3 separate regions of the Homo sapiens genome follow, and all the other regions are linked to region 2. Evidence: read pairs that join two places in POLR2A ChIA-PET (ENCODE). Cell type or tissue: OCI-LY7. All regions are shown on one strand. Links, peaks and the distances in the headings refer to the core of each region. The heading gives the core; the rest is flanking DNA.

Region 1 (10,199 bases), core at 2,988-7,987, 260 kb after region 2:
GTGTATATTTTGGATGCAAGCAAATGAAAAGGAACATTTTCACACTTGCGGACCGTACACTGCCAGCGATGTTTCTCAGTTGTGACAAATCCAAAAATCTCAGAATTATTACATGATTTACTTTTTTGCTATTGAACTCTTTCTGTACATACTACTTTAGAGAAAATCCACTAGAGAATGTTAGGAGACCAAAACGTCATATATAACAAATCCGTGATCTCAGTAAAATACGGCCTACTCTTTTCAGAAAAAATACAATGCAATGAAAATGTCCTTCTCTCTTGAAGAAAAAGATCTCAGTCTAATTGAAAGAAATTAAGAAGCTGTGAAATACACTCTGTTTTATTCTGACACCGTGCTACAAATTCCTTTGATGTAGAATATGTAAAAGGACGATACAAGAGCTAGGACCACATTATCTAAAAACGAAATCGAAACTTAGAGTTCTTAATCGGAACACCTTTTCACATGCCAGTTACTTTTCATATTTATTATCATCCTGAGGTTTTCTGACATCATTTCTTCAAAAAAGTACATGCACACTCAAATATGGGAGCTGTGTTTCCAAATGAATTGAATATATAACTCTTGGCCGAGTGCCATGGATCACACCTGTAATCCCAGCACTTTGGGCGGCCAAGGCTGATGGATCACCTGAGGTCAGGAGTTCCAGACCAGCCTGGCCAAGGTGGTGAAACCCCGTCTCCAGTGAAAATAAAAAAAAAAAAATTAGCTGGGCGTGGTGGGGGGTAACCCTAGCTACTCGGGAGGCTGAAGCAGGAGAATCCCTTAGAACCTGGAAGGCAGAGATTGGACACCCTGTGATAGGATTTTTGATATCCTAGGGAGATATTGCTCCTGACAGCAGAGTGGGCGTACACCCTGTGATATTATTTGTAATATCCTAGAAAGATATTGCTCCTAATATCACAGTGACTGTACACCCTGTGATATTAATAGTAATATCCTACAGAGATATTACTCTGAATAATTCAGTGGGTGTACACCCTGTGATATTATTCATAATATATTACAGAGATATGACTCCTGATATCACAGTGAGTGTACACCATGTTTGTACACCCTGTGATCTTATTTGTAACAACTTTGAAAAATATTACAGCTAATATCAAAGTGGGCATACACTCTGCAATGTTATTTGTTATCCACTAGGTAGAAATTACTCCTAATATCACAGTGAGTGTACACCATGTGTGTACAGACTGTGAAATTATTCATAATACCCTAGGAAGATATTACTCCTAATATCACAGTGGGTGTATACCCTTTGATATTATTTGTAATCACCTAGGGAGATACGATTCCTAATATTACAGTGGGTGTACACTCCGTGATGTTATTTGTAATGTCCTAGGAAGATATTACTCCTAATATCAAAGTGGATGTACACCATGAGTGTACACTCTGTGATATAATTCATATTATCCCAGAGAGATATTTCTCCTAATATCACAGTGGGTGTACACTCTGTGATATTCTTTGTACTATCCTAGAGAGATATTGCTCCCAGTATCACAGTGGGTGTACACCCTGTGATATTATTCATAATCTCCTAGAGAGATATTACCTCTAATATCACAGTTTCTCTACACCCTGTGGTATTATTCATCATATCCCAGGGAGATATTATCCCTAACATCACAGTGCGTGTACACCATGGGTGGACACCCTGTGATGTTATTGGTAATATCCTAGGGGGATATTACACTTAATGTCACAGCGGGTGTTCACCATGTGTGCACGCACTGAGATGTTACTTGTAATATCCTGGGGAGAAATTACACCTAGCGTTACAGTGGGGGTACACCATGTGTTTCTATTCTGTGATGCTATTCGTAATATCTTAGAAAGTTATTAGTCCTAGTGCCACAGTGGGTGTATACCATGTGTGTCCACTCTGCGATGTTATTCGTATTATCCTAGGGAGATAGTTCTCATAACATCACTGTGGGTGTACCTCATGTATGTACTCCCTGTGGTCTTATTGGTTATGCCCTGGGTTGATATTACACCTAATATCACCATGGGTGCACACCATAGGTGTACATTCTGTGATGTTACTCATAATATCCTAGGGAGATATCACTCCTGATGTCATAGTGGGTTTACAGCCCTGTGATATTCTTGGTAGTATCCTTGGGACATATTACTCCTGTTATCACAGTGGGTATACACCCTGTGATAGTATTTGTAATATCCTAGGGAGATATCACTGTATACCCTGTGGTATTATTTGTGACATTTGAGGGAGCTATTTCTCCTAAAGTCAGAGTGGGTGTACACCCTGTAATATTCTTCCTAATATCACAGTGGCTGTACACCATGAGTGATATGTTTTTCTAATATCCAGTGAGGGAGAGGATGATACTGCTTCCAATATCACGGAAGGTGTACACCCCCTTGTGATATTGTTCCGAATATCCAGGGAAGGAGAGGATGACATTATTCCCAATATCACTGGGGGTGTACCACCTCCCACAGGGATATTGTTCTTAATATCTGTAGTGGAGAGAATGATGTTACTCCCAATATCCCAGGGGGTGTAAACCACCCCTGTTTGTAAACAGGGGTGTATCACCCCTGTGATATTGTTCCAAATGGCCTGTGAAAGAGTCAATATGACTCCCATTATCGCAGGGGGTGTTCAGCCCTGATGATATTGTTTTCTAACATCCAGGGAAGGAGAGTATGCTATTACTCCCAATATTGCAGGGGTTGTACACCTTTTTGTGTTATTGGGCCCAATATCCAGGAAAATAGAGGATGAGAGTACTCCCAATATGGAAATAATTGTACAGCACCCCTGTGATATTCTTCCTCATATCCAGAAAGGAAATGAATGATATTACTTCCAACAGTGTAGGAAATGTATACCCGTGCTGTGATATCTTTCCCAATATCCAGTTGGGGAGAGGATCATATTACTTCCAATATCGCAGGGTGTGTACACCCCCTCTGTGATCTCGTTGCTAACATCCAGGTTTGGGGAGGATGACATTACTGCCAATATCGCAGGAGGAGTCCACCCTGCCCCTGTGTCCTTCTTACTCATTTCCCAGGTGGAGAGGATGATGTTCCTCCCAATATCGCAGGGGGTGTACACACCCCTGTGAAAATCTTCCTCATCTCCAGAGGAAGAGGGGATGATATTACTCCCAGTACCGCAGGGCGTTTACACAGCCCTGTGATACTCTTCCTAATATCCACAGGGAGAGAGGATGATATTACTCCCAATATCGCAGGGGGCGTACACAACCCTGTGAGATTGTTCCTAACATCCAGAGTGAAAGAGGATGATATGACTCGCAATATCGCAGGGTGTGTACACCCCTCCTGTCCTATTGTTCTGAATACCCTGGGAGGGAGAGGATAAGGTGACATTGAATATCGCAGGGAATGTGTACCCTCCCCCTCTGATACCCTTCCTAGTATCCAGGGGAAGAGAGGAAAATTTTACTCCCAATATCGCAGAGGCAGTACAACCCACCTGTGATGTTGTTCCCAATACGCAAGGTTGGACAGGATGATACTACTCCGAATATCGCAGGGGTGTTCACATCCCCCGTGACATTTTCCTTAATATCTAGGGGAGAGACAATTATATGACAGCAAAGGTCGCAGGGTCTGTACATCCCTTCCTGATATTGTTCCTAATATCCAAGGGGGAAGAGGATGATATCGAATATGAAAAGGAGTGTACAACCCCCACCCCTAAGATATTGTTCTTAATATTCTTGAGGGGAGACGATGATATAACTCCAAATATCGCAGGGGTTGTTCACACCCCCCGTGATATTCTTTCCAATATCCTGGGTGGGAGAAAATCATATTACTTCCAATATTGTAGGTAGTGTATTCCCCACCTGAAATACTGCACTGAATATCCAAAGAGGGAGAGGATGGTATTCATACCAATATCGAAGTGTGTGTGCACGCCCCTTGTGATACGGTTTTTAATATCCAGTGGGCGGGAGGATGATATTCATCCTAATGTCACAGAGGGTGTACACTACCCTTGTGATACTGTCCCTAAGTTCCAGATGGGAGAGGATGAGGTCACTCCCAATATCTCAGAAGTTGTACATCCCCCGTGATACTTACTGTTCATCATATCCAGGGAAGCACAGGATGACATTCCATTGAATTTCGCGACAGGCGTACACGCACAGTGTGATATTGTTCCTAATATCCAAGAAGGGAGGAGATGATATTACTCCCAATAAAGCAGTGGTTGTACATTACCCGTGTGTTATTGTCTCTAATATCTGGGGCCGGGGGAGCGGGGAAGAGGATAACATTCCCTCAAATTTAGCAGGTGGTTTGACGCCCCTCGTGGTGGTGTTTTACATATCCAGAGGGGAAGACAATAGTACTATTTTTGATAGTCCAATTCATCCGCTCCACCTTTCCAGAACTCTGAGGCTGGGAGGCGGCATGCAGTTTCCGTGTGATCCCCAATACCTTTGCTGTCTTCTGTAGCAAGTCAGCTACAAATGCAGGCCCGTTATCTGAGCCGATCCGGAAGGGCAGTCCCAATCTAGGAATCAGACCTCGAAGAAGCACACGGGTTTCTTCACGAGGTTTCCCAGTTCGTGTTGGATAAGCCTCCACCCACCCAGAGTAGGTACGCCCAAGAACAAGTAAATACTTGTTACCTCCACACTTTGGCATCTCTGTGAAGTCTACCTGGAGATCTTCAAAGGGGACTGCTCCATAAGCTTGTACACTGGGCTGAACGGCTGGACCTTGCCTCGCATTAGGCTGTAGGCAGGTGACACACCACTGCCTCACCGTTTTGGCAAGAGCTGACAAATGTGAGATGTAGAAATACCAGCCTAACAACTTTTCAAGTGACTCCTGACATAGATGGGTGCCAGTACAACTGCAGTTCCTCACAGCTGTGGCACAGCTACGCTCCCATCTGGTAACTGACTCCATCCTTCCTCCATCACTTGTCCTTCCCTCTACCTGGAGAAAGTCCTTTTATTCTTTAGAATAAGCAGGTCCAAGATCAGGTGCTTGAGGGAGCAGAGGGGCTATGACTGATGCCCGGAAGGGGACAGATGCTGCTTTTGCAGCCTCTGAGTCAGCGCGGGAATTCCCCAAGCCCACCAAGGTGGAAGCTCGCTGGTGTCCTCTGCAATGCATAACTGCCACCTTGTGGGGTTTCCATACTGCTTCTAATAAATGCAAGATTTCTGGTTGTTATTTTCTGCCTTTTCCCCCAGAGTTCAATAGGCCCTTTTCCTTCTATCACGCTCCATGCACTTGAAGGGTTAAAAAGACATACCGAGAATCAGTGTAAATGTTGACAGTCTCACCCTCACTGAGTTCTAAGGCCTGAATGAAAGCAATGAGTTCAGCTTTCTGGGTGAAGTGGCCTGGGGCATCGATCTGGCTTCAACAACAGTGTCCAGGGTTACCACTGCATACCCTGCACCTCTCTCTCCTTGCGGGATGATGAAGCTGCTCCCGTCCACCTATAGTTCCCAGTCTACTGATGCCCAAGGCTGGACCCGGAGGTCAGGTCTGCTAGAGTCAACCGAGTCCAACATTTCTACACAATCATGCTTGACAGGGCTCTCTGATAGTGGGAGCAAGGTTGCAGGGTGTAGGATGTTACAAACTTCAATGGTTATATGGGGATTTTCACTTTGGTACTTGGTGAGTCTCGCATTCGTTAGCCAATCATGTCCTTTAGTATTCATTAAAGTCACCACAGCATGGGGGGCCTTTTCTGTTCAGGTTCTACCCAAGAGTCAGCTTATTTGCTTCTTGTACTAGCAGGGCAGTTGCTGCCAAGGCCCTCAAACATGGGGGCCATCCTTTAGAGACCCCGTCTACTTGTTTAGAGACGTAGGCCACCAGCCTCGGCCAGGGCCCCACAGTTTGGGTTCAAAGTCCGGCTGCCATCTTTTCTCTCTCTGACACATACGATGTAAAAGGCTTTGTCAGATCAGGTAGCCCCAGGGCTGGGGCTGACATAAGTTTCTCCTTTAACTCGTGAAAGACTTGCTGTTGTTGGGATCCCCATTCAAAAGGTTCCCGGTCCCCGCCTCCTTTGTGACCTCAAACAAAGGCTTAGCTAATACTGCAAAGTTTGGGATCCACAGTCTACAAAACCTCACAGCTCCTAAGAATTCTCTCACCTGCCTTCTGCTCTTAGGCTCTGCTAGATGGCAAATGACCTGCTTTGTTTCTGATACGAGGCTGCATTCCCCCTGTCAGATAGTATATCCCAAGGAACATACCTGCTGTCAGCAGATCTGAGCTTTTTTCTTGGACACCTTATACCCACAGTCCTCCAGGTGTGGGCGTAGGGCAATCCGTTCCCTTGGTGCACCCGACTGCCGTGGGGTGTCCCAGCCAAAGCTCATCAACCTACCAGAGCAACACGCAGCCTAGGTCTCTGGTGGGAAACTTTTGGAGGTCTCGAGCCACTCACACATGTACCTTGGGGTGCCACCATGCATGGATCTGAGTGTTGCGGTCTGTTGTGAGATGATGAAGGATCTCAGGCATGTTCCTAAACATGTCTAGCTTATTGACATGAATCTAAGGAAAATAATATGTACGGGCAAATTATTTGAACTGTATTTCCTATAAATTGTTCAAGGTTAATTACTCAGGGCAAAACACCCAGTTAGTGAATTCACCCTCTCTTCTTTCTTGAAAAGCAGTTTTTGGCTATTTCAGTGCACTCTGGTATCCTGCCAGCATGTCAACAGGCACAAGGCTGACTGGTCAGGATCGCTGCCATCACTGACGGAAGCGAAAAATTACAGAGACTCGGCTCAGGGATGTCATTTAATGATGTTAATATTGTCCTTCAGTCCTTCAAGGGAAATTCAATTAATGTTCTTGTACACCTACTGTGTGTCGAGCTTTATTCTAAATGCGAGGAATAAAGCAGTAATCCACACAGACAAAAACAATCAAGAATCATCTACCCTCGGCCAGGCGCCATGGCTCATGCCTGTAATTCCAGCACTTTGGGAGGCGGAGGCCAGTGGATCACTTGAGGTCAGGAGTTCGAGACCAGCCTGACAAACATGCTGAAGCCCCATCTCTACTAAAAATACAAAAATTAGCCAGGTGTGGTGGCTCAGGCCTGTAATCTGAGCTACTTCAGAGGCTGAGGCAAGAGAATCACTTGAACCCAGGAGGCGGAGGTTGCAGTGAACCGAGACCATGCCACTGCTGCACTCCAGCCTGGGTGACAGAGCAAGACAGTCTCAAAAATAAAATAAAATAAAATAAAAAATCAAGAATCATCTTTAAGGCATATACATGACATGCAACAGAGGAGCATGTACTGCAAAAAATCCACTCCCATATCTCCTTGTTCAAATTTATTTTCAATGCTGGTCACAATCGCTAAATTTATTTCATGACCCAAAGTTTGGGAAAAATACTTTGTCTATGGGGCATTTCACTGAAGGCTCTTGTAAGCCATTTGGGCTTCTGTCAATTTTCTCCCAGGAGGATGTGACTGAACTAAGATGATATATTCCTTCAGAGGGCCCGCGAACCTCTGCTGCAGACACGTCTTGATAGGGTGCTTCCATCTGTCCCTGTTTGCAGTTATTTAGCAGGCAAGGAGGGGGAGGAAAGGTGAGCTGGGAGGATGGAAGGGAGCAAGAGAAAAGAATGAATATGCTGGGAGCACTGGCTCACGCCTATAATCCCAGCACTTTGGGAGGCCGAGGCAGGCAGATAGCTTGAGGTCAGGAGTTCAAGATTAGCCTGGCCAACATGGTGAAACCTTGTCTCTAATAAAAATACAAAAATTAGCCGGGCATGGTGGCTCACACCTGTAATCCCAGCTACTCAGGAGGCTGAGGCAGGAGAATTGCTTGAACCCGGGAGGTGGAGGCTGCAGTGAGCCGAGATCGCATCACTGCACTCCAGCCTGGGTGACATAGCAAGACTCCCTCTCAAAAAAAGAAAAAAAAAAAAAAAAAAAAAGAATGAACAGTCACCATACCTGGACTCCTAATTCTTCACTAAGGTTGGTGAACAAATATTCATAGCCATAAGCCGCTTTGCAGTTCAGCCACACAACATGGTACAGGCTCTGAGTGATCCAGCTTTGAACCAGCTCTAAGACTCCACATAAACACTCCTCCTAGACAGGATTTTAAAGAGACATTTAACAGGTGGAGAGCCGCACATAGCCTTTTCCTTCCCAACAGTCCCAGGTACTCACACCTACGGGGACAGTTAGGATATGACCTGTCACCCTACAAACTTCCTACTAAAAACACGGGCACACCCAGATGATAACCCTTTTCCTCCAGGCAGACTTACCTGACTTGGAATTTGGTAAAATCTTGGATCACACAACATAGTATCTAAATATACACTTTGGATGTCTTTGAAAAGAAGAAAAAAATTGATGTTAGCCATCCAATGTGATATAAATTATGTGTAACTTTTTTTGTTTTTTGAGATGGAGTTTCGCTCTGTTGCCCAGGCTGAAGTGCAATGTCTGCTCACTGCCACCTCCTCCATCTCCCGGGTTCAAGCAATTCTCCTGCCTCAGCCTCCCAAGTATCTGGGATCACGGGTGTGCATCACCACTCCTTGCTAATTTTTGTATTTTTTAGTAGAGACAGGGTTTCACCATGTTGACCAGTCTGGTCTCGAACTCCTGGCCTCAAATGATCCACCCACCTCGGCCTCCCAAACTGCTGGGATTACTGGCATGAGCCACCACACCTGTTTATGGCCAGAACAATATTGTTCTGTTTATGGCCAGAACAATAATACTTTATTCAGTCATACACATAAGAACTGTACAAGGGGCCAGGCACAGTGGCTCATGCCTGTAATCTCAGCAATTTGAGAGGCCAGGGCTGGCAGATCACCTGAGGTCAGGAGTTCAAGACCAGCCTGGCCAACATGGCAAAACCCCATCTCTACTAAAAATACAAAATTAGTTGAGTGTGGTGGCACACACCTGTTATCCCAGCTACTTGGGAGGCTGAGGCAGGAGAATCACTTGAACTCTGGAGGCAGAGGTTGCAGTGAGCCAAGATTACATCACTGCCCTCCAGCCTGGGCGACAGAGCAACACTCCGTTTCACAAAACAAACAAACAAACAAAAAACCACCTATACGAGGCCCAGTACCTGCCCCCGGAGTGCAAAAGCTCCATTCTAGCAGCTTCTCCTTGCACCAATCTGAAGTCCCCTGTGTACAAGATAGTTCCATTATTGCCCTGAAATAAAAACCTGAAAAAGAAATATATCCCAGTGACTTCTGAGTCTCATATAAAATCCCAAATAAAGCAAATACATGTGAGCTGCATAGTAAATGCTTCCTGCAAATATATCCATTAAAATACAATGGTAATGGAATCCCACAGTAATTTGAACCACACCAGGCACTCAGCTGTTACCTCTTCCCTCGGGTAGAAAATAACAGAATGGAGATGCTACCCAATTTCTAATAGATGTTCCTTGTGATATGTTAGCACTTTCAATTATATGTTGAGATCATTCTTGCTCATGGAGAGAGAAATACAAGTGATGATAAAATACAAGGTCGCTGGGGAAACAGCTGCTGAAGACTTCCATTTATTTATTTATTTATTTATTTATTTATTTATTTATTTATTTTTATTTTGAGACAAGAGTCTTGCTCTGTCCCCCAGGCTGGAATGCGGTGGTGCAATCTTGGCTCACTGTAACCTCCGCCACCTGGGATCAAGCAATTCTCTGCCTCAGCCTCCCCAGTAGCTGGGACTACAGGAGTGTGCCACCAAGATAAGTGAAAACCGATGGCCACAAAAAATGTGTGCCTGACTGTTCACAGCAGCATTCTTTTTTTTTTTTTTTTGGGAGACGGAGTCTGGCTCTGTCGCCTACTCTGGAGTGCAGTGGTGCGATCAAGATTCCTGGGTTCAAGCCATTCTCCTACCTCAGCCTCCCAAATAGCTGGGACTACAGGCGGGCACTGCCACGCCCAGCTGGCACAGCGGCATTCTTCATACTAGCCAAAAGGTGGAACCAGTTCAAATGTCTATCAACTGATGCACGAATCAGGAAAATGTGGTCTAGCCATACAATGAAATATTATTTGGCCATAAAAAGAAGTGACACGTGCTGCAACATGGATGATCCTTGAAAACATCCTCAGTGAAAGAAGCCGGATATGAAATGAGCACATGTTGT
Region 2 (10,199 bases), core at 2,563-7,562:
TAATTTGTCTGCTCTTTGGTCTGAGAGACTGTTTATTATTATCTCTGTTATTTTGCATTTGCTGAGGAGTATTTTACTTCCAATTATGTGGTTGATTTTAGTGAGTGCCATGTGTTGCTGAGAAGAATGTATATTCTCTTCTTTTTGAGTGGAGAGTTCTGTAGATATATATCAAGTCCACTTAATCCAGAGCTGAGTTCAGGTTCTGAATAACCTTGTTAATTTTCTGTCTCAATGATCTGCCTAATATTGACAGTGGGGTGTTAAAGTGTCCCATTATTATTGCGTAGGAGTCTAAGTCTCTTTGTAGGTCACTAAGAACTTGTTTTATGAATCTGGGTGCTCCTGTATTGAGTGTATATATATATATGATAGCTCTTCTTGTTGAGTTGATCCCTTTACCACCATTATGAATGCCTTTCTTTGTCTTTTTTGATCTTTGTTAGTTTAAAGTCTGTTTTGCCAGAAACTAGAATTGCAACCCTGCTTTTTTCTGGTTGTCATTTGCTTGATAAATTTTCCTCCATCCCTTTATTTTGAGCCTATGTGTGTCTTTGCATGTGAGATAGGTCTCTTGAATCAGCACACCAATGGGTTTTGACTCTTTAGCCAGCTTGCCATTCTGTGTCTTTTAATTGGGGCATTTAGTCCATTTACAATTAAGGTTAATATTGTATGTGTGGATTTGACCCTGTCATCATCATGCTAGCTGGTTATTTTGCAGACTTGTTGAGTAGTTGCTTCATAGTGTCACTGTTCTTTGTATTTCAGTGAGTTTTTGCAGTGGCTAGTAATGCTTTTTCCTTTCCATATTTAGTGCTTCCTTCAGGAGCTCTTGCAAGGCAGGCCTGGTGGTGATGTATTTCCTCAGCATTTGCTTGTCTGAAAAGGATTTTATTTCTCCTTTGCTTATGAAGCTTAGTTTGGCCAGATATAAAATTCTGGGTTGGAAATTCTTTTCTTTAAGAATGTTGAATATTGACCCCCAATGTCTTTTGACTTGTTGGGTTTCTACTGAGAGGTCCACTGTCAGTCTGATGGGCTTCCCTTTGTAGGTGACCTGACCTTTCTCTCTGGCTGTCCTTAACATTTTTTCTTTCATATCAACCTTGGAGAATCTGATGACTGTGTGTCTTAGGGTTGATCTTCTCATGGAGTATCTTACTGGGGTTCTCTGAATTTCCTGAATTTGAATGTTGATCTATCTTGTCAGGTTGGGGAAGTTCTGGATGATATCCTGAAGTATGTTTTCCAACTTGGTTCTATTCTCCCCGTCTCTTTCAAGTACCCCAGTCAGTCGTAGGTTTGGTCTTTTTACATAATCCCATCATTCTTGGAGGTGTTGTTCATTCCTTTTCATTCTTTTTTCTCTGATAGTGTCTGCCTGTCTTATTTCAGCAAGATAGCCTTTAAGCTCTGAAATTCTTTCCTCTACTTGATCAATTTGGCTATTGATACTTGTGGTTGCATTATGATGGTCTTGTGTTGCGTTTCTCAGCTCCATCAGGTCATTTATGTTCCTCTCTAAACTGGTTATTCTGGTTAACAGCTCCTGTAATATTTTATCGTGGTTCTTAGCTTCTTTGCATTGGGTTAGAACATGCTCCTTTAGCTCAGCAAAGTTCATTATTACTCGCCTTCTGAAGCCAACTTCTGTCAATTCATACATCTCAGCCTCTGCCCAGTTCTGTGCTCTTGTTGGAGATGTGTTGTGATCATTTGGAGAAGAGGCACTCTCATTTTTGAGTTTTCAGTATTTTTTATTGCTTCTTTCTCATCTTTGTGAGTTTATCTAGCTTCAATCTGTGTGGCTGCTGGCTTTTGGATGGAGTTTTGTAAGGATTTTTTTGTTGATGCTGTTGTTGTTGTTGTTGCTTTCTGTTTGTTTTTCTTTTACCATTCAGGCCCCTCTTCCATAGGGTGGCTGCAGTTTGCTGGGGGTCCACTCCAGATCCTATGCATCTGGGTTCCTCCCACACCTGGAGGTGTCACCAGTGGAGGCTGCAGAACCACAAAGATGGCTGCCTGCTCCTTCCTCTGGGATCTCTGTCTCAGAGAGGCACCAAGCTAATGCCAGCAGGAACACTCCTGTATAAGGTATCTGGCAACCCCTGTTGGGGGTGTCTCACCCAGTCAGGAGGCACAGGATCTGGGACCCAATTAATGAAGCACTCTGGCTGCCCCTTGGTGGAGGGGGTGCACTGTACCCCAAAGAGTCTTCATAATCTTCAGAATAAAATTCAAACTCCTCAGCAAGCCATGCAAAGCTCTTATGATCCATCTCTGCCTGTCCCTCCATCCCCAGCCCACCAAGTTCCTTGCAACCACATGCAGCTACAGTGAAGTTCTTCTTCCTGAAACACACTCACCCTCCTTTGCCCTGGCAATTCCCAATTATCCTTCAAGATTCAATTTATGTGTTGCCTCCTCTGATGAGGTGGCTCAGTGCATACTTCTATCAAAGCACTTACTGTACCATTCTAATTTTGTTTACTTGTCTATTTTAGCAACTAGATTGTGGGCTACTTAAGAAGAAAGTCATTTCTTCTATCTCTATATTTTCAGAAGTAATCACAGTGCCTGGCTTGTAATAAGTGCTCAATAAATGTACGTTGAAAGAATGAGTGAATGTCCTCAAGTTGGGAAGCAGCACATGGGGGTCAAGGTCAGCTCTAATAGAGGGTAGTGGACATCTGTCATTCTTTTTGGCCACCTAGTATCTGAACTTTCCTTCTATGTCTATGGAATTCCTCGCTTTGAGTTTCAGGAGGAAGCAGAGCCTACCTCCCAATCTAGATGCTGATGATATCAGTAGCTAACTAGTCCCATCTTTCCTGTATCTGTGGCATTAGCTCTGACCTGACTTCTTACAATCTGAGGTATGTCCCCACCCCAAGACTGAATGGGAAGCTAGCAGCTTAAAGTAGAAGAACTGGAAACAGTGGCCACTAAGCAAATTTGCATTCTTGGCCCGACAACAGTGGTCTGGTGTTGCCAGCCAGCAGAATCAGAGGACCAGGCTGCAGCCTCTGAGGTCAAAGTTGCAGCAGAGCGGTCACCAGGCTGGGTCTGCAGCAGTCTGGGGTGTGGTCCCTGGATGTCAGCCCAGAGCCTAATTCTCCAGTGTCCTGGTGACTCCATTTCTATTGCTTGCAACTACAAACCCTGACTAATACCGAGAGGTTTTGAAGGTACAGCTTGTCACCAAGATGTAGCACAACGAAAACCAGGTAAAATTCCAGGGCCCTCAAGGCCTGAGCAACCCCCAGAGGGACCATGTGGCCTCCTTGCTTAAGCGCCCACTGGCCTGGATTTTACCCACTTCTTCCTCAAAGCAGGGTGTAAGAATAGATCTGATTATACCTTTGGGATCTAGAGTAACTTTCCTTTAAAATAAGAAAAAGAGCCAGAATGCTTCTCGTAGAGCCCAAGCCTCTGTGTTCTCTGGTGTGCTCGGAGTTCAGCACCAGATGAGACAATCCAAGGGCTGCGAGAGGCTGGAGCTTAGTGCCAGCCACCCTTTCCGGAAGGGATGAATTGCCAAGGTGGAAAGGCTATGTTTATAAGCCAGGAAACAATGCCACTTAGAAGAAACAAAAACCCAGACTGTGTGATCTGCCAGACTCTTAAAAGCCAGCTTGTCTGAGGATCCAGGGCCTGATTGAGACTCTGAGGGGTGACTGCCGGATGGAAGGCTGTGCCCTCCGTGTGACCTAATGCACTGTCAGCTCCGCCCCACCAGTGAGGTCCTCCTTCCCCTTCCCCCTCTCAATCAATCTGGCAGTGCCTTGTTCCTTCTTCCTGGCTAAAATCTACTCAGCATATCAAAGCTAGAATGTGAGTTCATCCATTTACTAAAACACATACTTCATTATATAATAATTTCCCCTGGCCCTAGCACCCTTTCTCCCTGGTCAAATGAATAATGTAACAGCCTTACTAGAACCAAGTCATGACCAAAGTTCACATCCCAGCCACAGCGAGGCCTTCGCAGAGATGGGAACCGAGCCAGCAGCCCAGGAGCTGCTTATTCCATATCCCTCTATCTGGACCATCTCTCCCCATTGCCCTCTTCCATCCCAGGGAGCAGGGGCACCATCCTCCCTACCATCCCGCTGAAGTCCCTAAAATTGCCAGCAACCATGTCTTTTGAGAAAAGGCACAGTTCCAAAACCACATTATGCCAACACAAATGTGTTATGGAGGGGTCATGAGAGCCACTAGCACGTCCACAAAGAGTTCTTGAGAGAATGAAACCTAAGGTCAGAAACAGGGAAGGAAAGATAGGTCTAATCCCACCTGGGAACGCCAGGAAGGCTGCCATGCAGGAGGCACCTCAGAGGCCATCTTGAAGAGCGAGGGGGTGGGGCCTAAGGCACCTGGGAACTCCGGAAGTTGGAAGCGAACAGCTCCAGCGAGGAGGGCACCAGGAAAAAATCACCCTGGGCCAGAAGAACAATATGGAGGCAAAGCCAGGATGAAAACCCATTGGTAGCATCCTCAAGGCTTTCTTATGGAAGAAGAATTGCTCTCACCCACAAGCGTCTTCTAAAGGTATCCCCAGAGACAACTGCCTGTGGCTAAAGCCAAGACTTGGGGCATGGGGTGTCTTTGGAAACCAGGGGAGCCACATCGTAACGGAAAGACATAAACATAGAACTCCCTAGAAAAGCATTTTTTTAAAGCACTGCAAGCCGAGCATGGTGGCTCAAGCCTGTAATCCCAGCACTTTGGGAGAGCAAGGTGGGTGGATCATTTGAGGTCGGGAGTTCAAGACCAGCCTGGCCAACATGGTGAAACCCTGTCTCTATTAAAAATACAAAAATTAGCTGGGCGGGATGGTGCACACCTGTAATCCCAGCTACTCGGGAGCCTGAGGCGGGAGAATCGCTTGAACCCGGGAGGGGGAGGTTGCAGTGAGCTGAGATCACGCCACTGCACTCCAGCCTGGGCAACAGAGTGAGACTCTGTCTCAAAAACAATAAAATAGCACTGCAAAGCTATCAAAGGCAACACCGTTCTAGTCTCAGTTGGATATGTGGCTCATGCCTGTAACCCTGGCACTCTGGGAGGCTGAGATGGGGGAATTGCTTGAGCCTAGGAGTTTGAGACCAGCTTGGGTAACACAGTGAGATGCTGTCTCTACAAAAAAATTTTAAAAATTACCTGGGTGGTGCATGCTTCTAGACGGGAAGGGGGCTCCAAGGGTGGCTTCTTGGAGAGGGATGGGACAGAGTGGGGACCTGAAGGCTGTGGGGTGCATGGGCAGATGCTGGACACCCCTCAGGGTACCATGAGGAATCAGGGGTGGGCACGATGGGGGAGCTTGGCCTCCAGCTTTTTCACTCTTGTTCCAGTTCAGCAATCAGGAGCAGACCTGCCCAAGGCATGGTTTCCATGGTGGCACATCTGGGAGGGGCCTGGCCCCATGTGCTGTTGACATCCGCTAGGTAATGAGGAGGAAGCACATGGGCCCCAGCTGGGCAGATGGGCTCTGCACATCTGCTGCCTCCCTTCCTCATTAGGGTCCCAGGGGAGCGGCGGAATCCAGACACAAAGACCCCACCCCAGCCTCCCCAAGGAGGATGCACACATGGGTTTCCAATGCAACTCTTCATTATTAAAACGAGAGGACGTTTTGGGAAAATGTTTGATGTTTGTACAATTTCTCATACACAGCCCTTGTCCTGCCAGGAGCTAAGTGTGCTTGGACCATACAGCATGGCCTGTGCTTGCTTTTGTGAGCAGAACAGTCCAGCTGGGAAACCACCACTGAGAAGGGGAGTCTGAAAACCTAGGCTGTTCGAAGCACTGGGCAGAGCTCCCAGGGAAGACAAGTTGAATAGAGTGAACTTATATGGGATTTTTTTCTTTTTTTTCTTAGAGACAGGGTCCAGCTCTGTCACCCAGGCTGGAGTGCAGTGATGTGATCAGAGCTCATTACAGCCTTTACCTCCTGGGCTAAAGCGATCCTCCAACTCAGCTTCCCAAAGTGATGGAAATTACAGCCGTGAGCCACTACTCCCGGCCTCCTTATAAGGAAATTATTTGAAAAAACTGTGAGGAGTCCTGGGATCCCCAGAGATCTATCGACCCTACACAGCTGCTTCTAGAGTTGACTCTGTGTTCCGCAAGAGCTGCAGGGCCAAGAGCTTGAGGAAGTGCCAGGCTGCTGAGAGAAGGTTGTAACGCACCGAGACTGAAGCCCAGGCCTGGGCTTCCACTTCCGCCTCCAAAGGAGGTAAAGGGCTGGGAACAAGACCAGTGAGTTTCCCAAATGGCTGGGAAGGTGAGAAGTTTGCAAAATGAATGAAGGGAATCAGAAAATAGGTTTAATCCATGGCACCTCCCTTGCTCTGGGTTTCTGGTGTTTTTGAAATACCCACTGGTTTCCCTATTGTGATATTTACTGGGCCAAGGAGGATTTTTTTCCATTTCAGACTGATGTCACTCCCAGCCTGTTGGTTTCCCAATATCCCATCTGCTGAGGCAGCAGACTCCCGCAGGGAGCCTAAGCCATGGGCTGTGGCCAGAGAGACAGGCAATCCATCCTTCCTGTTTGTGCTCAGCCTGGAAAGTGAAGCCTGGAAAAAGGGACTCAACCAATCTCCCTGACTTGAGGGCTTCTCCCCTTTTGCCCCTCACTCACCTCTTTGCAGTGTGATCATCTCTGAGCCTCCCTCCAGGGAGGAAGGACAGAGTGCCTGGAAGGCATCCAGCTTTGCAGTTTCTCGATCCTGTACCCTGAGAGGTTTCCCTATCCCATTCTACCAGCAAAACATTCAGACGAGTGTTTTGCTTCTTTTCTGGGAGGTAGTCCAGATACAAAGACATATAGGTTCTAGTAAACCTCGGTTGTGAATAAGAAGAGTTTTAGTATAGGACGCAAACTGTCAATCCTGATGTAAGTGAACCACGCTGTGGAGTTTAATCGCATCGTGTATGTGGGACCTCTGTGTGGGAAAGAATCTGTTGGCGACTATAAGATGAATGCATCAGACTCATAAAAGCTGGCCAGGTTTGGTGGTTCACACCTGTAATCCCAGCAGTTTGGGAGATGGAGCCAGGTGGCTTGCTGAGCCACAGGAGTTCAAGACCAGCCTGGGCAATGTGGCGAGACCCCATCTCTACAAAAAATACAAAAATTAGCCGGGTGTGGTGGCACATGCCTGTGGTCCCAGCTACTTTGGAGGCTGAGGCCAGAGGACTGCTTTAGCCAAGGAGGTTGAGGCTACAGTGAGCTGTGATCACACCACTGTACTCCAGCTTGGGCAACAGAGCAAGACCCTGTCTCAAAAAAAAAAAAAATGACTCATAAAAGCTTAGCCATTCAAATAGCACATTGTATAAGAGAAATGCCAAGACTGAGTAATTTTATCCACTAAGTATAATTTTAATAAAGTATCAGTGTTCCCAAAGTACAAAGCTGACCCTCTAAAGTTTCTAGCTCAAAAGCTATTTATGGCATTACCAAAAAGATGGTAAAAAGAGTGATCGTAGTTGTCAGTGTGTAGACACACACAGACACAAACACAACACACAGAAACACAGGCAGAGCACACACGCATGTTCACACTGCACACAAAGGTATACACTCAGAAACACACATACATATCAATACACACATAAAAAGTTTTTATGATCACCCTTTTCCCAACAACCCAAGCTCTGCCACTGGCTCCTAACCAGGATAGCAATGGTGACAAGGAGTGATGGATGGGAGCTTAAAACCCCGTTACATCAAAGCCGTGAAGATTAGATTAAAAACCAAGCTCTCCCTCTCTATCCCAACACCTTCATCATGGGAGGTCTTCCTCAAACTTGCTGATGCTCAAGTGAAATTCACAATATACAGGAAGAACTTCTAGATTTTACCAGAGAGCACCAGTGTAATTATCTGGTGCTTAGTTAACTCCCAAAGTGAAATCGAGCTCATCTTTTTCAGTTTTCCTCAGATCCATTATGTTTGTTGTGTGTAGATGGTTGGGAAGGAAATAAGGGGAAAGGAATGAAATAAAAAGTTAAGGGTAAATGTTTCCATGACTGACTTTTGTTTACTTCAATTTTTTACTTCACATCTGTTCTTCCATGAGAATGATAAATTTTACTGTTTCTCAAAGAAGAGAAGAAAATATGCTTAACATTTCCATTTTAGTAACCAGAGAAAGTATTTTATGATTTGTTTCCCCAAATTTCAACATCTTCCCCCCACCTATATAAAATATAACAAATACTATGGCTAAAAAAAAAATCTTGAATCCAACTAACCAATTTTTTATATCATAGATGAAAAGTCTTTTTTTTCTTTTTTTTTTTTTTTTGAGACAAAGTCTTGCTGTCACCCAGGCTGGAGTGCAGTGGCACCATCTCAGCTCACTGCAACTCCTGCCTCCTGGGTTCAAGCGATTCTCCCCACTCATCCTCCCTAGCAGCTGGGATTACAGGCATGTGCCACCATGCCTGGCTAATTTTTGTATTTTTGGTAGGGACAGGGTTTTGCCATGTTGGCCAGACTGGTCTCAAACTCCTGACCTCAGGTGATCCACCCGTGTCAGCCTCCCAAATTGCTAGGATTACAGGCGTGAGCCACCTTGCCCGGCCACCAGTGAAAATTCTTAAAGGGAAAATGAATCCAAATAATTTGTGAAATGCATCTGCAGGGGTCGTGGAGCCTCTTCTGAGTCCACGGTGCCCCTGTCCTGCTGAATGGCAATGTGCTATGGGAAAGACTTCGTCACTCCCAGCTCCAGAGGTGAGACCTGACTTGACTAATCCAAGCAGAGTGGTCTTATCCCTTAAACACGAGGACAACAGAAGAAAGTCCATGAGTTTTTCTATGGTTGGAAAAGGAATGTGCCCTCTCCCTGCTCATCTCTCTCTTCCAGCTGAACGAGGATGTGATGATCTAAAACCCTCAGAACTACTGGCAGCCATGTGGCCAGCAAGAGGGGAGTCAGCTTCTAAAGGGAGCTGACATCGTGAAAAGCAGAGGCCACGTGGAAGGAGCTGGTCTTCGGTGCCATCTTTGAGCCACTGCATCAAGCCACTGTGATGCCTGCCCTGACTCTGGCCTTTTCAGTAACAGAAGCTGTACTTTTCTTAGTCGTTTGAGCTGTGATTTGTGCCTGTAAGATGCAGATGCACCTTGATAGGTACAGCACATCTGCTGTGTTTCTGCAACCATACGGATAATTTTATTTTCCTTATTGCAATCCATTACATCCTGAATATTCACAAACATCTTTCCTTTTAAAATTATCAAGTCAAAGATAAAATACAGACCTGGGGAAAATGAAAAGTAGTTCTTAACACCAAGCTTGGATTTGATTCCTAACTGCGTTTCTGAGGTCATCTCTGCTTACCAGGGCCAGGAATTGAGTCAAGAGCTGCTTTAATGGCAGTTTAATTTACCTGACAATATTTTCATTGCCAGAGAAAAGCATATTTTAGATGAATAGAAACTTAAAAACCAACCAGTTGAGCCAAGTCATAAACATAGTAGTTTCATGACTTGACACTTCTGTGGAGTATTTAACACCAACCATGGTCTAAATGAAACTTAAAATAATTCAAGGGTCCTGGAGAAATCTATTTTGAGCATGAACAAGTCCCATTAGGTAGCAGGCCAGGGTTGGGTATAGGAGAGTAGAACTACCAGCCATAGAATCAAAAGTAAGATTCCCCACCTGAGGTCAGGAGTTCAAGACCAACCTGGCCAACATGGTGAAACCCCATCTCTACAAAAATACAAAAATTAGCTGGGCATGATGGTGGGTGCCTGTAATCCCAGCTACTCAGGAGGCTGAGATGGGAGAATTGCTTGAACCTGGGAGGCAGAGGTTGTGTGAGATTCTGTCTCAAAAAAAAAAAAAAGAAAAAAGAAAAGAAAGTAAGATTCCCCAGGCAAAGGCTCTGTAGACACCATGCTACACACCATCATCCTCAATTTAATCCTGTCAATCAATTCCCTTGTAACTATTCTCTCTAGAAATCTCACCATTGATTCCTTTTTCATCCATCCTTCTCCAGAGAACACCTTTTCACTCACCGAAACGAAACTCAGCACAAAATCCATAATCACAAGGTGTTTATATCTTTAAGATGATGAGGAAAGAACTCAGGACACTGAATTATCATGAAAGGCTCCAAATTTTAGAGACAAATGTGACATCATTGCCTTAGAAACTTCTTATCTACAC
Region 3 (10,199 bases), core at 4,514-9,513, 1.5 Mb before region 2:
TGGGATCTGGGGCCCTATCTCGTGATGTGTCAGTTAATTAGGCTGGAAAGCAAAGGGCGCAGGTGGCCCAGGACCCGGCTTCCTGCCTGACCTGGCTGCTGTGCTCTGCTGATGGAGTGTTTGTCGAGGGGATTCTTCTCTCATTTGACCACAGCCCCCAGTTTGGATGGGTCCTAACATCTCTTGCCCTGGACCACTGGGTCCGCGTGGCTCTGACTGCTCTTTCTCAGGTTTTGGCGTATCCTCGCTCAGCGTTCTCAGGCCTTGGGACCGTGGTTGAACCCCCTGGCCTCTCCTGTTATGATCCACCACTGCTTTCCTACTCCTGGCTCAATCTGCTCTGTTGAGTCTCAAGCCAGAGTGTGGATTAGATCATCATCTGTGTTTGCAGAATTTTTATCATAAATCTGTTAGAAAATTCTAAGTCCTCTATTCTTCAACACTGATTAAAAATGGGAAGAAAGGGCTGGGTGTGATGGCTCATGCCTGGAATCCCAGCACTTTTGGATGTCAAGGCAGGAGGATCACTTAAGGCCAGGAATTTGAGACCAACCCGGGCAACATCGTGAGACCCCATCTCAACAAAAAATAAAAAATTAGCCGGTGTGGTGGTGCACACCTGTGGCTCCAGCTACTTGGGAGGCTGAGGCAGGAGGATCACTTGAGCCCAGGAATCCAAAGCTGCAGTGAGCTATGATCACGCCACTGCACCCTAGCCTGGGCAACACAGCGAGATCCTATCTCAAAAAGAAAAAAGACAAGAAAGAAGAAAGCTCTTGCTGAACACTGTTCCTTCCATTACCATTTGTTCCCACTATCCCTGTGTGGCAAATCAGCCTACTTAATAAACATGCAGAAGAGGTGGAAGTGGCATAGCTTACCAAGTGCACTTTTCTCTGTCTTATTCCTTTTAACACTTTAGCTCTCCTATGCATTTGGGGGTCAGCTCCAAATCAGCTACCACCAAAAGTAGGGCTTCCTTGAGAAAGTTTCTGTCTTGGGGCATAAGTAAAGATGATTCTTTTAAACGTAATCTTTGGAAGATTATGTGTCTTTGGAAGACAGGAAACACAAACCCACCATTGCATTTCACCCTAGATGACAGCTCTTACTCTGACACAGCGGTGGACCTGCAGGCGGACTTAGTGGGTTTGTCTCCTGTTGCCACCGTAACAATGATCACAGATGAGGTGGCCTAACACAATGCACATTTATTGTTATTTTATTATGTATTTATTTATTTATTTTTGGAGACAGAGTCTCACTCTGTCGCCCAGGTTGGAGTGCAGTGGCACAGTCTCGGCTCACTGCAACCTCTGCCTCCCTGGTTCAAGCGATTCTCGTGTCTCAGCCTCCCGAGTAGCTGGGATTACAGGCACGCACCACACTGCCTGGCAAATTTTTGTATTTTTAATAGAGATGGGGTTTCACTATGTTGGACATGCTGGTCTGGAACTCCTGACTTCAGATGATCTGCCTGCCTTGGCCTCCCAAAGCGCTGGGATTACAGGCATGAGCCACCATGCCTGGCCTCACAGTGTACATTTATTATCTCTTATGTAGGTCAGAAGTCTGTAGGGCTACAATCAGGGTGTAGCCAGGGCCAGGTTTCCTGCAGACGGGGCTGCAGTAGGGGAGAATCATCTCCTGGCCCAGCTTCTGAGTCACAGTATTCTTGCCTGCCCTCACTTCCTCCATGCAGCCAGCGGCAGCAGGTTGAGCTCTCACCTTGCAGCCCTGAGCTCCTCTTCCACGTTTAAGGGTCCTTGTGATTCCATTGGGCCCACCCAGATCATCTAGGACAATCTCCCTATCCATTAGCAACCTGAATTTCACCTGCAGCCTCGATTCCCCTTCCCTCTGGACCATCACACACTCACAGTTTCGGGGAGTAGGGTGTGCACGTTTTTTAGAGGGCCATCGTCATGCCAGCCTTGGGCTCACCACTCTGCTCTGCACTTTCTGAGGTTGTCCAAGTGTCGAGTTATTGATCAAGCTCAGTGTAATTCCCGGAAGTTACATCGCTCTCTACTGCACATGTTTTGCTACTCACCCACCCCTTCTCATTCTCCTCGGTCCTTCTGAGGATCGGAATTAAAAGTGAATTCCTCAATCTCTCTGTCTTGGCTTTGCTGCTAATAGGGAGTAAGAATAAGCCTATATCCTTTTTATAGATCATAGAAGAGAATGAAAGAGCTGCTGATCAGTCTAAATAGATCCCAAGCCTCAGCATCCTATATAAGCAAGGGGCCGTAATGACTCTAGCACAGACTGACCGAAGCTATTTAGGGGTTTACAGTACGTTTCCTCTCCTGCCCTTGCTGTTGTCATCATGGAACGTGTTACACAATAACAGAAAGTTATTGTGTACTTTGTGCCTGATCAGAAATTGGGACAAACGTGAGAAACGGTGGTATCAGTGTGAGGGAGTCGGGCAATCACACGGGTCACTGTAGCAAGAGGCGAAGGTGGCCCAGTCCCCTAGCAAGGGCCCAGGTAGTGATGAGAGACCAGGTGGTCATGGAGCAGATTGCCCTTACTGCAGCTGAGCATTTGTCCTCAAAGGCTCTTCACCGGCGGTGTGGGTTTTTTGTTGCTCTGTGCAGTGCGCCTATACCCACTTCAAGCTGCTGGAGACCTGCGTCAGTGAGCAGCATGAATACCACTGGCATGATGGTGTGAAGAGGTTTTTCAAATGTCCCTGTGGAAACAGAAGCATCTCCTTGGACAGACTCCCGAACAAGCACTGCAGGTATGAGAATCACCTGGAGCTCTTTGTCCCACGTGGGGATTTTCATCTCTTTTTCCAGAGTCTGTGATTCTGTTCCCTTGGAACGTTGGATGATCATTCCATGCCTTCCTATAGCTCCAGGCTACCCTTGGGACTCAAGCTGTTAACTGAAATCCCTGGAAGGAAGGGACCCTGCCCTTTCACTGCTGTCCCCAACACCTAATATAGTGCCTGGCCCATAAGGGGTCCTCAGAAGTGTTTGTTGAATAAATAAGTGAAGAATCATAGGGTGAGGTGGTAAACATGTGTGTGTTTGTTGGGGGCTAGGATGCACATAATATTTTTTTCCTCTCTCCAAAGAGTTATTTGATCATTTTAAATGTCTTTAGCTTGTGAGGACTCTGCTGTTCTTCAGTATCCAAGGGGCATTGGTCCCAGGACAGCACTCTTCCCCACAGGATACCAAAATCTGTGGATGCTCAAGTCTCTGATATAAAATAGTGTCATATTTGCATATAACATGCACACATCCTTCCATATACTTTAAATCATCTCTAGATTACTTATAATACCTAATACAATGTAAGTGCTGCAAATAGTTGTTATATTGTTTTTTATTGTATTTTTTATTGTGCTTCTCATGTATGTATGTATGTATGTATATATATATATATATATATATATATATATATATATATATATATATATATTAATTTGTATAAATTTAAGGGGCACAAGTGCAATTTTGTTACCTGGATAGTTTGTGTAATAGTAAAGTCGGGGCTTTTAGTGTAGCCATCACCTGAAATAATGTACATTGTACCCATTAAGTAATTTCTCCTCCCTCGCCCCCTCCCACCCTTCGGTGTCTATTATTCCGCCTTCTGTGTCCTTGCATACACATGTTAGCTTCCATTTGTAAGTGGGTACATGCAGTATTTGGCTTTCTGTTTCTGAGTTTTTTCACTTAGGATAATGGCCTCCAGTTCCATCCATGTTGCTGTAAAAGACATGACTTCATTCTTTGATATGGCTGAGCAGTATTCCATTGTGTTTATGTACCACATTTTCTTTATCCAGTCATCTCTTGATGGGCATTTAGGTTGATTCCACGTCTTTGCTATTTTGACTATTACTGTGATAAACATACATGTGCAGAAATCAGTGTACTGATTTCTTGTTCTTTGGGTAGATACCCAGTAGTGGGATTGCTGGATTGAATGGTAGTTTTATTTTTAGTTCTTTGAGAAATCTTCATATGTTTTCTATATGAGGTTGTGCTAATTTGCATTCCCACCAGTGTGAGCATTCCCTTTTCACCACATCCACGCCAGCATCTGGTTATTTTTTGCCTTTTTAATAATAGCCATTCTTACTGGTATAAGATGATAACTCTGATGATGAGTGTTTTTCCGAATACTTTGGACCCACGGATGGGATGCTTGAACCCACAGGTGTGGTAGGCTGACTGTGTGTGTTGTAAGTGTCTTTTGTTTCTCTTTTTACTTTTGGGGGCAACATCAGATACGGAGGCAGAGCTGCCGTGTTTGACAGTCAAGGAACATCCTTCACATAGAATACGACGATGGCACCTCTGGAGCTGGGTTAAGGAACCCTCCCTGGTGCAGCATGTTGCCGTCGCAGGTCCATCCAGTGCCCTCCCTGTTTCATTCACGTGCTCTTCTTACCCATTCTCCCTCCATCCTATCCCTTCGCACCATCCTCTGCCATTCTCCAATGGTTGCTGTGATCCTCTTGTTAATTTTCTTGTGAACGTGTACTGCTTGCTCTGCAGCCGTTTTTATTTCACATAGGTGGTACAGAATTCTGTCTCATTTGATTTTGTTTCTCACTCGGCTCTGTGTTTGTAGGATGCGTCTGTGCTCGCTATGTTCCTCGGCTTCCTAACTGATGACAGTGCCCAAGGCAGCACCCATCACATTTCGCCCACGGGCACCCTATACCCTCCCCACACAGGTCCCCTGGCCTCAGCCCCTCAGTGCTTTCACCACAATGAGTTCTTATTCTTGTCAAGAGCTCTCACTGGGATAGTATCACTGCCTTTTGGTGTGCTTGCTTATTTTCATTTGTTGTTCACTTCCTGGAGTTCATACTTCACTCTCACTTCAGATTCTCCAGGGTCGATCCAGAGATCTGAGGGAGGGAGCCAGGAAGCCGGGCTAGTTCATCACTTTACCAGGAGCTGGCTTGCCAATTTTTCACAATCTAGATTATAATTTTTAAGTAGTTATTTATATATTGATACTTGACTTTTTTCCAAACTAGATGACTAAAAATGTCATTATAGCAAGAGCTTATGGAAAACGTTAGAAAAATTAAAAAAAATTCTGTTTATTAAGTACAGGGCACAAATGGAAGGGCATGATGCCTTTCAGCCTCCAGATGGCACTGTGATTGTAAGAACCATGTTTTTTCTGGACTTTTTGTCAGTTGCTTTTTTTTTTTTCCTTCTTTTTTTGAGACAGGGTCTCACTCTGTCATCCAGGCAGGAGTGCAGTGCCATGATCATAGCCCATTGCAGCCTTGAACTCATGGGCTCAAGCGATCCTTCTGCTTCTGCCTCCTGAGTAGCTGGGACTACAGGTGTGCACCACTACACCCAGCTAATTTTTTTAATTTACTTTTTTTTATAGAGACAAGGTCTCACTATGTTGTCCAGGCTGGTTTCAAACTCCTGGGCTCAAGTGGGCTCAGCTGCCCAAAGTGCTGGGATTGCAGGCCTGAGCCACCATGCTTGGCTAGTTCTTGATCTAGAACAGAAGGCAGCACACATTGCCTGTAAAATGTCAGTGGTGAATATATTAGGCTTTGTGGGCCAGATGATCTGTCACAACCACACGGCTCTGCTGGTGCAGCCTGAAAGCAACCATAGATAATACACAGGCAACTGGGCACGGCTGTGTTCAAATAAAACTTTATTTATAAAAACTGGTGATGTGCTGGATTGGGGTTGTAGTTTGCTGACTCCTAACTAGAATAGTGATTTTTTTTTTCTCACAATTTTATCATTGATCGACATATAGGCTACCAGAGTTCTCTTCATTGATACTGAACCAGTCTCTAGAGGTGGAAGGTGATGGTTGGGAGGTTGTAAGGGCTAAGGCCACTGGCGTGCCACCTTTCAGGGCAGAAATTGTGATATGGTTTGGCTGTGTCCCCACCCAGATCTCATCTTGAATGGTAGCTCCCATAATTCCCACAAGTTGAGAGAGGGACTCAGTGGGAGGTAATTGAATCATGGGGCAGGTCTTTCCCGGGCTGTTCTCATGAAAACAAATAAGTCTCATGAGATCTGATGGTTTTATAAAGGAGAGTTCCCTGCACACACTGTCTTGCCTGCCGCCATGTAAGACATGCCTTTGCTCTTCCTTCGTCTTCCACCATGATTGTGAGGCCTCCCCAGCCATGTGGAACTGAGTCCATTAAACTTCTTTCCTTTATAAATTACCCAGTCTTGGGTATGTCTTTACTAGCAGCATGAGAACAGACTAATGAGAACGAGTAGACTCTAAGCTAGGTAAGGGGAAGGGGAGACAGGCAGAGCATCCCCACCCCACCCCAACCCTCTGAAATCCAAGTAAGCAGGCAGACATACTTCCTTAGCTTTATTATATGTCTTCTCTCTTTCTCTCTCTTTTTCCCAGAGTAAACTTCATAGGAAATAAGTTTTCACCATAGTGTTCACATCCCTTCTCAGGGTGGAAGTCACCCACCATTTTAAAAACTAGAGCAAGAAGGGCTGGACTTGGTGGCTCATGCCTGTAATTCCAGCAGTTTGGGAGGCTGAGGCAGATGGAACACTTGAGCCCAGGAGTTCAAGACCAGCCTGGGCAACATAGTGAGACTCCCCATCTCTACAGAAATTTAAAAATGAGCTGGGCATGGTGGTGTACACCTTTGGTCCCAGCTACTCAAGAGGCTGAGGCAGGAGGATCACTTGATCCCTGAAGATCAAGGCTGCTGCAGTGAGCTGTGATCGCACTACTGCACTCCAGCCTGGGCCACAGAGTGAACCCTGTCTCTAAAAAAAAATAAAAACAAAACAAGAGTCCCTGGGCCCTTTGAATAAAAAGAGAGTAAAGAGGCTGGGCACAGTGGCTCACGCCCGTAATCCCAGCACTTTGGGAGGCTGAGGCAGGCAGATCACTTGTGCCCAGGAGTTTGAGGCCAGCGTGGGCAACATAGCAAAATCCCATCTCTCCAAAAAAAAAAAAAAAAGGAAAAGAAAAGAAAGTGAGTAAAGGCTTTTGGGTTATAAAGAGAAAGGGAGAAGGATGATCCAGACTAGAAAGAAGATTATTCCTTTCTTAGCTCAACCTTTTTGCTCCAAAAAAAAGAGGAGGAAGGGGCCAAACATAGATTATCCTGCACCAGAGGGCCAGCTCCTTAAATCTGAGTCTCATCCCAACCACCATCATTTGTAAAAACCAAGGGTGCATTCATTACCTGCAGTGCGTGGATCCCTGTGGTGCCATCATTATCATTTGAAGCTCCATCTCTGAAGCCTCTAGCTTTGTAAGGACCTACAGACCACTTCCCAAGTCATTGCAGGTTTATTTTTGTCGCATTTGAGCATAACCTCAGATTTGGCATACAATACGAATGTCACCTTGAACAGCTTCTCCTTGAATGGGGGCCTACTCTCCCCAGGTGCAGTGAGCACCGTCGTCTTTACATGAGTGGGCCTACACCACCCTGCTGAGTAAATCCATCTGTTCTGTTTCAGTAACTGTGGCCTCTACAAATGGGAACGGGACGGAATGCTAAAGGTATGCCATTTGCGTACTAATTTTTGACTCCTTTTAGTGACCCATGCTAATAATGTGGAACCATCTCCTATTAAAATATTTTCATTTTTCTAGGAAAAGACTGGTCCAAAGATAGGAGGAGAAACTCTGTTACCAAGAGGAGAAGAACATGCTAAATTTCTGAACAGCCTTAAATAACCCGAACTTCAGACATTTTCCCACAGACTTCCTGGCCTCCTGTGACTCTGGAAAGCAAAGGATTGGCTGTGTATTGTCCATTGATTCCTGATTGACGCCGTCAAAAACAAATGCTTGTTAAGCCCATAAGCTTTGCCTGCTTACTTTCTGCCATTGGGTTGGTTTGATACCACATTTAACATTGACATTTAAGTGGAAAACCAAGTTATCATTGTCTTTTCTAAGCTCAGTGTGGATGATTGCATTACTTCATTCACTGAAGTTTTTGCCCAAAAATTGGAAGGTAAACAGAGAGCTATGTTTCTGTATCTTTTGGTTATAGAGTGTTCACTTCTTTATCATAACAAAATTCTAGTGTTTATACGAACACCCAGAGGCAAAAGAATTTGGCTTAATTCTCACTCCAGGTAAGTAGCTTAACTTCTGGGCTTCAGTTTTCTCATCTGTAAAATCAGGAAGATTGGACTAAGTGATCCTGAAATGTATTTTTTAGCACTGGATTTCTACAAATAATAAAACTTTCCCATCTAGATAATGATGATCACATAGTCTTGATGTACGGACATTAAAAGCCAGATTTCTTCATTCAATTCTGTTATCTCTGTTTTACTCTTTGAAATTGATCAAGCCACTGAATCACTTTGCATTTCAGTTTATATATATAGAGAGAAAGAAGGTGTCTGCTCTTACATTATTGTGGAGCCCTGTGATAGAAATATGTAAAATCTCATATTATTTTTTTTTTAATTTTTTTATTTTTTATGACAGGGTCTCACTATGTCACCCTGGCTGGAGTGCAGTAGTGCGATCGCGGCACACTGCAGCCTTGGCTTCCCTGGGCTCAAGCAGTCCTCCCACCTCAGTCTCCCAAATAGCTAGGACTACAGGCGTGCGTGACCAAGCCCAGCTAATTTTTGCATTTTTTGTAGAGATGGGGTTTTGCCATGTTGCTCAGGCTGGTCTCAAACTCCTGAGCACTAGCAATCCACCCACCTCTGTTTCCAAAAAAAAAAAAAAAATGAAAGGTCAACCCCTATGCAAATTACCACAGCAAAGGTTTCATTCAGGAGATTCTTCCATCTGGGCAACCTGGTTTTCCAAATATCATTTGACCTAAGTGAATGTTGATACTAGCTAAAGATTGGGTAAATTGGTTGAATTATTGTATTGAAGCTTGAGCTGTAGCTAAAAGTAATTTAGGTTTCCCCTAAGATGTTATTATGTTAGGGACATAACACTTTTGGGAGGTTGTTGTGGGAGATGGTTGATTTAGGTTTTCAAAAGCTAGAAATAAAATTTACATGCCTTAGATTTCATAAAATTCTGCTCTAATTGGGTGGAAGGTGCTGTATCTAACTTGTGTTCCTCCTAAGGTTATGTCCTAATAACTATTCTTTTAGGAGTATACTTCTACTTTATAGAAGGTTGCTTTTCTTTTTAATTTTTTCTAACAAAGAAAAGAATAAAGTATTTATTAATAAGAACCAGAAAGCACTTGAAACTGATGTTTTTAATGGCTCATTTAGGGTAGATTTATTTATCTCATTAACTTAAAACAGCTATGTGTATGAAATAGGTCACAACAGAACTTGAACACCAGGTTGGTGTCTGAGCAATCCCTTTCTTATGGGAAAAACAATGTTCTTGTTTGAACAGAGGGTATCATTGCAGTCAGTATTCACGTGTATATTGTTATATAAGTTGTATAATATGCTTGTAAAGGCTGAGGGTGAGCTGTATCTGGATGCCTTTTTACAATTTGATTTTAACTTTTAAAATAAATTTAAAACATAATTGTCACTTCTTAGTTTTGCTCAATCTTGGGGGACTTTGCTTTGAGGTGCTCTGTGCATGTGCTTTCTTAGCATATTTGGGGATGAGACGCGGTCGGTAGGGGTGGGGTAGGGAAACTTGTTATTTTATTTTACTTATTTTTTTGAGACAGAGTCTTGCTCTGTCACCCAGGCTGGAGTGCAGTGGCGCAATCTTGGCTCACTGCAACCTCCACCTCGTGGGCTCAAGCAATCCTCCCACTTCAGCCTCCCGAGCAGCTGGGATTACAGGTGGGCGCCACCGTGCCTGGCTAATTTTTGTATTTTTAGTAGAGAAGGGGTTTCACCATGTTGCCCAGGCTGGTCTCAAACTCCTGGCCTCAAGTGATCCACCTGCCTCAGCCTCCCAAAGTGCTGGGATTACAGGCATGAGCCACTGTGCCCAGCCTAATCCTACCTTCCTTATCAACCTTTATGAAATGCTTTCATGCAAATCCAACATATGTGTTTTATTTTTCTTAACCTGTCATTGGTAGCGTAGGGATTAAATGTGTAATCACAGGCCACTGGAACAGGTAAGTACACAGTGATCTGAACTAGCAAACAAAAACAACCGTGTCCTTCAAGGAGAACCTGGTTGATCTAAAGTTAATAATCTTCACAATAGATTTTTTTTTTCTTTTTACTGTGCCTTTTTCTGTTTAGAGGAAATAAATGGCTTTCTAAAGA

What was found. ChIA-PET counts read pairs that join two places held together with the same protein. Peaks named below come from ENCODE experiments on the same cell type or tissue, not always from the same donor. Only the 100,000 strongest peaks of a DNase experiment are listed, where the experiment ranks them.
Region 1: POLR2A ChIA-PET joins it to region 2 with 5 read pairs; 2 of 35 experiments call an interaction of 5 or more read pairs at or near these places.
Region 3: POLR2A ChIA-PET joins it to region 2 with 18 read pairs; 1 of 35 experiments calls an interaction of 5 or more read pairs at or near these places.

The regions. Positions count from the first base shown.
Region 1 is chr10:15,008,896-15,019,094 of GRCh38, forward strand. It overlaps ACBD7-DCLRE1CP1 (ACBD7-DCLRE1CP1 readthrough), which reads right to left. Exons shown (of 8, transcript NR_144471.1): 5 at 9,156-9,257; 6 at 8,332-8,396; 7 at 8,009-8,149; 8 at 6,177-6,576. It also overlaps the pseudogene DCLRE1CP1. Among named protein-coding and RNA genes, the nearest start is that of OLAH, 30 kb to the right of the region's middle. RefSeq lists an enhancer at 5,014-5,073. In OCI-LY7, for the core only: no CTCF peak of the experiment used is centred there; no DNase peak of the experiment used is centred there.
Region 2 is chr10:14,745,638-14,755,836 of GRCh38, forward strand. The region is part of intron 1 of FAM107B (family with sequence similarity 107 member B); the gene reads right to left. Among named protein-coding and RNA genes, the nearest start is that of FAM107B, 24 kb to the right of the region's middle. RefSeq lists an enhancer at 5,828-6,745. In OCI-LY7, for the core only: no CTCF peak of the experiment used is centred there; DNase peaks (open chromatin) are centred at 3,714, 5,454 and 6,144; H3K4me3 peaks cover 2,585 bases; H3K27ac peaks cover 3,769 bases.
Region 3 is chr10:13,201,613-13,211,811 of GRCh38, forward strand. MCM10 (minichromosome maintenance 10 replication initiation factor) reads left to right here. Exons shown (of 20, transcript NM_018518.5): 18 at 2,607-2,752; 19 at 7,479-7,521; 20 at 7,615-9,498. The coding sequence ends at 7,698. Among named protein-coding and RNA genes, the nearest start is that of UCMA, 28 kb to the right of the region's middle. In OCI-LY7, for the core only: a CTCF peak has its summit at 5,112 (motif pointing right); a DNase peak (open chromatin) is centred at 5,129.